Regions from separate parts of the Homo sapiens genome. Here region 1 is linked to region 2. The links are chromatin loops, found by intact Hi-C in ENCODE. Cell type or tissue: mammary epithelial cell. All regions are shown on one strand. Links, peaks and the distances in the headings refer to the core of each region. The heading gives the core; the rest is flanking DNA. Region 1 overlaps TREM1 (triggering receptor expressed on myeloid cells 1). Region 2 overlaps NFYA (nuclear transcription factor Y subunit alpha).

Region 1 (5,381 bases), core at 99-5,098, 190 kb after region 2:
CAGGAAACCCGCTCTCTATTCTCAGTACCGTACCCTGCCTACTGGGATGGTCATCTCACCTCTTTAGCTCGGTTTCCTCACCTATAAACCGAGAAGAATCCACCCGTAGTGAAAATCTCATCATGAATTTTATAGATTTTGGCGAAATGATTCTAAGGTTTCTGGGTAAACATCAATAGGTATCATAATAAAAAGATGCAAAGGAGTGAGGGCACTTGGCCAGTTCCATCAGCAGACATGCAAGCAGATGAGAGCACAAGGATGTGGCATGGTAAGACACAGGGACAGACAGATGGCAATGGAACACAAAGGCCAGATGCAGAGCCAGTGCTATGCAGGAACATAATGTCTAAGGAAATCAGAGGTCCAGTGGATAAGCCGGACGTGGTAGCATGCACCCATGGTCCCAGCTACTTGGAGAGGCAGGAGGATCATTTAGTAAATAGTCTTGCAGTATCTGGACAGCAACATGGTAACGGTGTAGGCTTTTCTACAGTTTATAGCATGTAGCAGAATAAATCTTCCCCCGGACTAAACATTTAAATAAAATAAAAAAAAAACAATCCAAGAAAAGTCACCAGGAAATAGAATCAAACACATTAAGGAATAAAGCAAAGCAATTGATTTAAAATCAACACACCCACCTATACAAAACTTAAAACCACATGCACAAACTAGCAAAGAGGGAAACGGCGTAAAGGAGCTAGAAAGCAGAAAACTGCCTATTTGCCTGAAATCCACCCCCATTCAAGGGCCCTGACTTGTAGCACAGGGGACTACATTCCCAAGCCTGACTGGTCGAGTTCAGCAACTGGTGGGGGACAGGGGGCAGAGACGGGGGCAGGGATGGGGCAGAGAGACAGGCAGCAAGGGGCAGGGAGCCAGCATCTCTCTCACCCCTCACATGGTGGCGCACTCAGCATCCTCAGCATCTGCCCCGATTCCAGTGCTGCAACCTGAATGTCCTGGCTTCCGGGCTCTGCTCACTGCACCTCCTCCCCAAGTCTCTCCTGCCAGTGCTCTGCATTATCCACTCTGAGTGCTTTACCATTTTCCTATGCTGAACTCCTGGGGCATGTCCACTCCCAACAGGCCACCATCTGCATTTTTTTCGAGGCTGCACACAAGCTACCAACCCCCTGAAGGGCCAGGAATTCATGTGCTTGGCCTTGGTTAGAGCTGCCCTTGCTCAGTTACTGCCCCTTATAGGGACAACTCCAAATGTGACCCAGGAGTCCCCAGAGCTCCTTAACAAGACTGAGCCAGAGTTATCCTGTGAGATACCCCTTGGTTATGACACGCTTGCTTGGCTTCCTTCCCTTCCTGGTCCCACTTCCTCAATGGCTTTGCCAGAAATCACTTCCTAAAACATTTTTCTTTTTGTCTTTTTTTTTTTTTTTTTTTTTTAGAGAGAAAGAGAGCAGGATCTTGCTCTGTTGCCCAGGCTGGAGTACAGTGGCTTGATCACAGCTCACTGAAGCCTTGATCTCCCAGGCTCAAGTGATCCTCCTGCCTCAGCCTCCCGAGTAGCTGGGACCATGGGTGCATGCCACCATGCCCTGCTAATTTTTTTATTATTTTTTTGTAAAGACGGAGTCTTGCTATGTTGCCCAAGCTAATCTCAAATTCCTGGGCTCAAGTGATTCTCCCACCTCAGCCTGCCAAAGTGCTGGGATTATATGTGTGAGCCACAACACCTAGTCCTAAAACATTTTAACAAGACTTTACAGCTTGCTTCTGGGGAAACTACCTAGAGATAGGGTGATAGTGGCTACCTCTGCAGTGCCTCTCCATCCCCAGGATAGCGTCTCAGCTCTTCCATCACCTGGGCAAACAATTCCCTGCATTAAATTCCTTCGTTTCATGGCTGGATGTGGTGGCTCACACTTGTAATCCCAGCACTTTGGGAGGCCGAGGTGGGAGGATCACTTGATCCCAAGAATTCGAGATCAGCCTGGGCAACACAGGGAGACCCCCATCTCTACAAAAATAATAAAAAGTATTAGCTGTCCTGGTGGTATGCACCTGTGGTCCCAGCTACTTGGGAGGCAAAGGTGGGAGGAGGTTGAGGCTACAGTGAGCCATGATCGTGCCACTCCACTCCAGCCTGATTGACAGAGTGAGACCGTGTCTCAAAAAAAAAAAGAAAAGAAAAAGAAAAAAAGCTTCTTCTTTTCAAACAGCTAGTGTGGATTCCACTTTCCAGACTGGATTTTGGCTGAAAGGATAGTTCATATTAGATGATAGATAAAGTTAACAGATAAAAGAGAGATGCAGTCTCTAGCAGCAAGGCAGGAGAATAGGGTCTGGAGGCAGGAACGTAAGACCAATTCATGCTGAATCATGGAGCAACACCAAGGTCTAGGGGCAAGAAATCTAGGATGGATTCGTGCTGACTTCCCATAGCTGGATCAAAAGGAAAACTCCTGGGGCTGGGGTCAGGGAACCTAAGGCCAATTAACATAAACTTTCTAAAGCTAAAACAAAAGGAAAAACCCCATCTCCCCATGCCCCAGCAGCAAAGAATCAAAGGCTACTCTCCCTACAGCCCTCCCCCTTCCACCACGTCTCAGCTGGAAAGGGAGAGTGTCTTAGATTGGCCCTGAGCCAAGCAGAGACGACCATCCCTTTACCCACAGAGGGCGCCAATTCACCTTAGCCTTTAGTTAGCCACAAACCAAATGCTTCATCCAGATAAGGGGTAACTGGGAGGAACTTCACGTGGAGTACTTAAAACCCAGAAAACTTTGTAACTTGGCCCTTGAGCCACTTGCGTGGGGCCACTTCTACCCTGGGGAGCGCTTTCTCGCTTAAATAAATTCCTGCTTTCACTGCTTCATTCCTTTGTTACTTTGTGCGTCTTCTCCAATACTTTGATTAAAAGGCCCAGAACCTGGACAGCTTACACTTAAGGCCCTCCTTCCGGTAAAAGTAAGAATATGGGCAAAGATTATGTTCTCTTAACTTATGTATTGCAAAATGAAAGTAGAGGAAAAAAAAAAATTGACTCTTAGTAGATCATTCGTTTGATTTATTCCACAGAAGTTTAATGAGCACTTTGTTCCCCAAACAACATAATGGGGAAAAAGGCACTGCCACTACCCATATGGAGGTGGAGTCTACACTCATAGAGAAATTAGAGCAGGCACCAGTTCACATTTGTTTTAGCAGGAATGTGATTTAACTCACACTATTTAATGATTTAAAAGACTAAATCCGTGTCTGTAAGCCTGCCATGACACTGCTTTATTTATGCTTAATGGATCACACTGCAAATTGTTTCCAATCTTTTGGAAGACCATTGGTAGATGCTATTTGTATACAAAATGATATCAGTGTTTAAATTATCTCATGGAAATTTCGAGTTAATTATTTAAAAGAAGAAAAATATATCTGCAAGAATATGTTTATCTCAGAGTTATCAACACTATATCAATGTCTAAGAACAGGCCAATGGTTATGTAAGTTATGGCTTTCCCAATTGATAGAAAAATATGCACTCATTGAAATTATATTTATGAAATTTAGGTAGCAGCATCAAAGAATAATTTCAGCAAGGAAAAGAATAAAAACATGTATAATTAGACTTACTGCCATATTAAAATATGTATAAACATGAATAAAGACTAGAAGAGAATATGAGAAAAAAGACATGTTAGACTAGTGGTGATGTGGAAAAGTATTTCCATCCTGATAATTCAGTATTTAATGATAAACACATTCTAATATAAATCAACATTTAATAACTGTAAAGAGGTGTGAAATTGCTAAGTTAGTGGTTCTTAAGTTTGCCTACACATTAGAAATCTCCTAAACATCTTATTAAAAATACTGAGAGGGACCTCATCTGCAAAAATTCTGATTCTATTTATCTATAATTGGGCACATGCAACAATGTTATTTAAAAAACAATAAGGCAAAAACCAATACTGCATTTAGCCCCAGCTCCAGCTCCTGCTGAGAGTTATTAGGTGGACAATGTCTTCCAGCTTTGGGTTTCTACCATGCCTACTGAATTGTCAAAGAAGCTAAAGCCAGAGAGGGTTCCTGACTCACCCAAAGTCACATTCAGTTAGTCAGGCCAACACTAGATCCAGGGCCCCTCACTCAGAGTGCTTTCCCACTGCCCATCAGGCCCCTGGGGTTGGATGAGCTCCACTGGAACTTGGGGAAGATGCCATTTCCCTCTCTTTAATACTCAGGTTGCAAGGAAACAAAGAAGGTGAACTGGGGAGAAGGACAGCCTGGCTGAGAGCCTCCCCTATTCTCCATCACCACTTCCTTCTTCCCCTGGACATTTCTACCCAGACTAATGTGACTCAAGTCTTCTCCTGCCCCACCCTCCCCTTTCCCTCACTTTCACATCCTCTCAGCACACAGACTGGGAAACAAAGGGCTCAGTGTCCAAACCAGGGGCCCAGGGACCTGGAAACTATACCTGATGATATCTGTCACATTTGTAAGGTTGATTTCAGAGTCAGGAGTGGAGACATCGGCAGTTGACTTGGGTGGAGCTTGGGTCACAGTTCTGGGGCTGGTATAGAGTGGGCACAAGGCCTTAGTGGTGGTAGGAGGAATCTTATACACATTCTGGGTAGAATTCTCATTGGAGCCAGGGGTCCCTGAAAAACCTGCAAGAAGACACATTGGATGGATGGATGGACAGATGGATGATGAATGGGTGGATGGGTGGGTGAATGGATGTATGGATGTATGGATGAAAATGTGGATGAGTTGATGGACGGGTAGGTGGTACGGTAAATGAAGCTGAGGAGGGAAATGAGCATGGCCCAAATGCAAAGTTTTCCTTTGCTAAAGCCAAAGAAATACTGTGGAGTCAACCTGAGTCAGAAATCGAAAAAAGGAAAGAAGAAAAAAAGGGCAGGAAGTGAGGGAGAGCAGAAAGAGAGAAGAAGAAAGGAATTTTTTGTCATTCGTACTGTTGGAAATGAACTTGCCTTCTGTTCTTCACCAATTCTTGTGCCCCAACCTTCTCCAAGAATAATTCCAGGCTTACTTGATTCACTCTGCCTTTCGTTCACCTGGCTTATGGCATATTGCTTTAAAAGTTATCTTTTATTAATATATTGTGTGTGCACCTTGTCTTCCTCAGGCTTAGAATTCCCCAGGTGCTGGGAACTTGAGCCTGCTTCCCTTTCCTCTGTCTTCCATAATTCATTCCTTAATGCAACATCTCCTGAGGGCCTACTTTGTGTCAGAAACTACATTATTTGCTAGGGGTGCAGAGCCCAGGAAGGCACAGGTGCTTCCCTCAAGCAGTTCTGAAATGAATAGGGTACAGATAAGTAAACCCCCCTCTCCTATCCAGTGAGTAGAGTTGTGTACAAGGGGACACAAAATGAGCTCTGGAGACTTGCTCC
Region 2 (5,381 bases), core at 97-5,096:
AAAAATTAGGTGGGCATGGTGGCGCATGCCTGTAATCCCAGCTACTCGGGAGGCTGAGGCAGAGAATCGCTTGAACCCAGGAGGCGGAGGTTGCAGTGAGCTGAGATTGCGCCACTGCACTGCACTCCAGCCTGGCGACAGAGTGAGACTCTGTCTCAAAAAAATAATTTTTTTTTTTAAGGACTACATCGTTCTTTGTTAGTATCTTTGGGATCTGTTGAATTGTGTCATTACTTATTTCCTCCAGACACAGCAGCAGATTGCTGTCCAGGGACAGCAAGTGGCACAGACTGCTGAAGGGCAGACCATCGTCTATCAACCAGTTAATGCAGATGGCACCATTCTCCAGCAAGGTAAGTGTACCCATAAGCTTCCCTAGGACTTTTTGGGGCAACTTTTTTGTCCCTTAGACAACTGACATCTTTAGAATTTGAGTGGTGAACTTGACACTACATATTTTTTGGACAAAAAAAAAAAAGATTTCCTCTAGCTCTCCATTGATTGTTGGTTTCTTGTCACCATCTGTGACCAACAGTGATTCCATGTGTAGCAGTTTCTATAGTGGTTGCTAATCTAGGGATTGTGTAAGCTTTTAGGGAAGAAGTGTTTCTAAACAGAAGAATAGAAATAGGGAGTTCATTGGTAAAGAGAGAAATAGATCAAAAATCAAGTTGGCTTTAGAGTGCTATTGCTGCTTATGTTTTTTTCTGGGTCATTCCATTACTTTAAATGACTATTATGTATACAGCACTTTTACTAAGAAGGGTCCTCAAAGAGCCTCTAGTCTAGTAAGAAAGACGTGAACAAATAAATACAATGCAGGGCCCTCATGGAAGTATGTTCTAGGAATAGATAACATAAATAATAGATGTTTGGTCTGGGAGGAGGAGTGCAGAAACTGAACTTGAAGGCTTTTGGAAGCACCTGTTAGTCAAATAGTTAAATCAAAAAAGGACATCTTTGTTAGATTCCATGACTTTGTGATTGCAAATTTGCAATATACAGGATCCAGAGAGTGCACTAACTGTGTGCTCTTGTATTACTCCAGGGAGGCCCTGAACTGGATTGAGCCCAGGCAAGAGCTCAAACAGAATGGTGAACAAATCCTCAAGTGCTGCTATTGATAGTCTGGGGACTTGGAATGCTTGGTTTAATTTTAAGTTTTAATACTACAACTGACTCATTGTCAGTTTGAGATAAACAAAGTATAAGTTTTAAAATCTCTGTCCTGAAGCAGATTGCTCATTATGTACAAGAGCAGTAGGTATAGCTGTAGTCAGACTGACCTGTAGAAGAGGAGGCCTCCAAACCTTTTCACCTTTTGAAAACTGCTAAGGATAGAGTTACTCAAAACTGGGACCTAGACAGTTAATAGAATTTCAAAGATTGTGATTACTTAGATTATATATAGCACACCACAGTGGGAGAGTACTTTTTCTCCCCTTGTGTTTTTCAGTGTGTTTTGCCAGGATCGGTGAGTGTATACCAGATAGAAGAGGGACTAACTATGTTCCCTTCTTTCTGTTCTGTGTGCCTGTTTTTTGTTTGTTTTATGTTTTGTTTTCTTAAAGTTACAGTCCCTGTTTCAGGCATGATCACTATCCCAGCAGCCAGTTTGGCAGGAGCACAGATTGTTCAAACAGGAGCCAATACCAACACAACCAGCAGTGGGCAAGGGACTGTCACTGTGACACTACCAGTGGCAGGCAATGTGGTCAATTCAGGAGGGATGGTCATGGTAAGAAAATGTATTTTTCAGCTTTGTCTTTGAAATTTTCTTGAACATGCAACTTGATGCCTCCTAAAATTTATTATGTTGACCTCTTGGGATTGAGATCGATCCTTAAGGCACTGTCGGTAATCTACTTTGACAATAACATTATGACAAACCATAATTCATTCTGAGCACCTACTATGTGCCAGGGACTATTCACCAGGGACTATTCTAGATGCTGGAGATAAAGCAATGGATAAATAGTGATTTTATGGAATTCTTTTCAGAATTCAAATAACGAAGGGAATTATATACTAATCTTTGAGAAGTGGAAAGTAGTATTGCCCATGATGGACAAAATAAGAAATAAGCTAAAAATTAGAAAGATTGTAATTGATAGAGAAACCAAAAAAAAAGTGTCATGTAAATGTATTGGGAAGATAGGAAGATTTGGGTGGTGTAACTGAAAGCTAAATCCTCATATGTCAAAATAGGATGTTAAAATGCATAAATTAAGAATGAGTAACAGAAGTCTGCACAGAGGTGGAGGAAGCTATGAAAAGAAACAGAACCAACCCTGGCTCAGTGGCATGCACCTGTAGTCCTAGCTACTTGGGAGGCTAATCCAGGAGGATGGCTTAAGTCCAGGAGTTTGAGCTCAGCCTGGGCAATGTAGAGAGACCTCGTTTCTACGAATTGAATGAAAAATAAATAATTTTTATAAAAGATTCAATACAGTTATTCAAAGCGGTTGTATTTGGGAAAGAGCTGTGGGGTACAGGACTCTGTTACTTGTTTTTACCTACATTTAGTACAGTGTTTTGGTGTTTTTTAAGAAAAATTAGGATTGAATTATAAGTTAACTATTATTTTTATAAATATAGGCATTTAGTAGCACTTGGTCTATCTATTTTTGTGCTGTTTTTTTGTCTTATGACTACTGTTCCTGACCATTAGATGGCAGCAGAAATATCTAGAGCCATGGGTGGACATGAATTAGGGCATGGTTATATAGTTTCTCAGAGTGGCACCTGAATCTCCTATGACACAGTCATCTGGGGTGTTTGTTTAAAGTGCAGATCTTTAGTATAAATTTCTCCAGGGATCCGCATTTACCCAAGTACCCTATAAAAATTACTTTTTGTGGCATTTACAAAAAAAATGGATGAAGAGGAACCAAGAAACTGTTTCTATGTCCATACTTCATGCCACCAATAAGCTCTGGTTTCCTGTTCACACAGATGGTTCCTGGGGCTGGCTCTGTGCCTGCTATCCAAAGAATCCCTCTACCTGGAGCAGAGATGCTTGAAGAAGAGCCTCTCTACGTGAATGCCAAACAATACCACCGTATTCTTAAGAGGAGGCAAGCCCGAGCTAAACTAGAGGCAGAAGGGAAAATTCCAAAGGAGAGAAGGGTATGTATAACATTGGGAAGGATATAGGAAAGGAGAATAGCAGGGTTCTACTTTTGAAATTATCTTTTATATGGCTTGTTTTCTCACGTACCTTCCAAACAATTGACGTTAGATACTTGTTGTCTCTTTTGTAAGAGTTAGCATTTGTTATTACTAATATGCAGCTGCAGTTATAATAACGAAAACAAACAGTGGCTTAAATAAGATGTTATTCCTTTTCATACATAAAAGTAGTCCAGAGATAAATTATCCTGGACTGGTAGCACATTTTCACAGTTCTCAAGACCTGTTTCACTGCTTTAATATTGCTAGTGTGCTGTTCATGGTCCAAGATTCCTGCTTAGGCTCCAGCCTAGGAAGAAAGGGAACAAGAAAGGTACCCTTTCTTTTTTTTTTTTTTCCTGAGACTCAGTCTTGCTCTGTCATCCAGGCCGGAGTGCAGTGGCACAATCTCAGCTCACTGCAACCTGCACCTTCCATGTTCAAGTGATTCTCCTGCCTCAGCCTCCTGAGTAGCTGGGATTACAGGTGTGCGCCACCACGCCCAGCTTATTTTTGTGTTTTTAGTAGAGACGGGGTTTCACCATGTTGGCCAGGCTGGTCTCGAACTCCTGACCTCAGGTGATCCACCTGCCTGGGCCTCCCAAAGTGCCGGGATTATAGGCGTGAGCCACCATACCCGGCCAGGTACCCTTTCTTTCAAGGAAACTTTGAAGAAGTTGTGTACCTTCCACTAGCCGGAATTTAGTTACCTGATCACACCTAACATGCAGATAAGGCTAGGAAAGTCCAGCCTGGTGTGGTGGCAAATGCCTGTAGTCCTACTTGGAAGGCAGAGGCAGGAGGATCACATGAGCCGAGGAATTCAAGGCTGCAGTGATTCATGATCATGCCACTGCAGTCCAACAGCAAGGGTGTCAGAGTGAAACCCTGTTTCTAGAAAATAATAATAATAAACTTTAATGCTAGGAAAGTCTTTTTACTGAACACTCATTTGCTCAAACGAAATTTGGCCTGTTATTAAAGCAGAGGAAAGTGTATATATTGTGAAGTGTAGGTGGTAGTCTGTTATTTTTTTTAAAAAAAATTCATACTATAAGCATTCACAGTCTTACAGTAGTTATATATGGTTAGCTATATTACTTACTAGGTGTTTTCTCCAAAGCTTCCATCGTCATTCTAAGTCATAATTGTCCCTTGTGACTTTGATCCCAGCTGTCTTAAACTTTGGAGAATGGAATTTGTGCACTAGATAACTGTGCTGGTTCTGGATAGTATTAATAGTTAAATGGTTTTATTTCTCGTTTTAGAAATACCTGCATGAGTCTCGGCACCGTCATGCCATGGCACGGAAGCGTGGTGAAGGTGGACGATTTTTCTCTCCAAAGGAAAAGGATAGTCCCCATATGCAGGTAGGAAGACATATACATTTTATTCTTCTCTTTATTACCTTGTATTGACTTGAGTTGAAGCCTTCAGCAGTGTCCTCTTGCTATTTTCCTACTCTGGGACTACTCACATTCTCTAAACTGGATGCAATCTTATGTCTCTTTAGATTATCTTTTATCTTAAAACCACTAGGCCAGACTTGGTGGCTCATGCCTGTAATCCCAACACTTTGGGAGGCTGAGGTGGGAAGCCCAGGATTTCAAGACCAGCCTGGGCAACATGGCAAAACTCCATCTCTACAAAAAAATACAAAAACTAGCCAGGCCTGGTGATGCATGCCTGTAGTCCCAGCTACTTGGAGGGTTGAGATGCTCTTCGTCTTTGTCACTTATTACTATTCATTCTTTCTTGAAAATCACACTTTTCTTAATTTTCAAGGAACAAGTTTTATTTTTATTGAACAGGTTTTATTACCCCATCACAAATATAATTTGAATGTTTACTTTTTTCCCTTCTAACTGATGTGAGCCTGGTCTAATCCTCTCTTCTTTGGCTTAGATTTATAAAATAGCTGCTTAATTTGGTTTCCCTTCTTCCACTTTTGTTCCCCTCTAGCCTACTCTCCACATCCTAGTGTGATCTTTTTAAAATGTTTATCCTATCAAGTCCCTGTTCTGCTCAAGCTCCTTCAACCCCTACCCTTTCCCATTTGCACTTAGACTGACATCCAAAGTGCTTACTACTATGCCCAGCAAAGCCTTACATGCTCCAGCTCCTGTCTACCTCTAACTGCATTTCTACTTCTTGGTCTCTATGCTGCTGTTTACTGTTCATTGGTCTACTTCCTGCCACGGGTCTTTGTC

What was found. Peaks named below come from ENCODE experiments on the same cell type or tissue, not always from the same donor. Only the 100,000 strongest peaks of a DNase experiment are listed, where the experiment ranks them.
Region 1: it touches region 2 in a loop (2.8-fold over the local background); 1 of 110 quality-filtered maps calls a loop at or near these places.

What each region holds. Positions count from the first base shown.
Region 1 is chr6:41,276,523-41,281,903 of GRCh38, forward strand. TREM1 (triggering receptor expressed on myeloid cells 1) reads right to left here. Exons shown (of 4, transcript NM_018643.5): 3 at 4,439-4,631. Among named protein-coding and RNA genes, the nearest start is that of TREM1, 7.5 kb to the right of the region's middle. In mammary epithelial cell, for the core only: a CTCF peak has its summit at 2,631 (motif pointing right); a DNase peak (open chromatin) is centred at 4,359.
Region 2 is chr6:41,089,957-41,095,337 of GRCh38, forward strand. NFYA (nuclear transcription factor Y subunit alpha) reads left to right here. Exons shown (of 10, transcript NM_002505.5): 6 at 248-353; 7 at 1,572-1,738; 8 at 2,956-3,129; 9 at 4,440-4,541. It also overlaps a transcript of OARD1 not described here. Among named protein-coding and RNA genes, the nearest start is that of NFYA, 20 kb to the left of the region's middle. In mammary epithelial cell, for the core only: a CTCF peak has its summit at 2,683 (motif pointing right); no DNase peak of the experiment used is centred there; H3K27ac peaks cover 275 bases.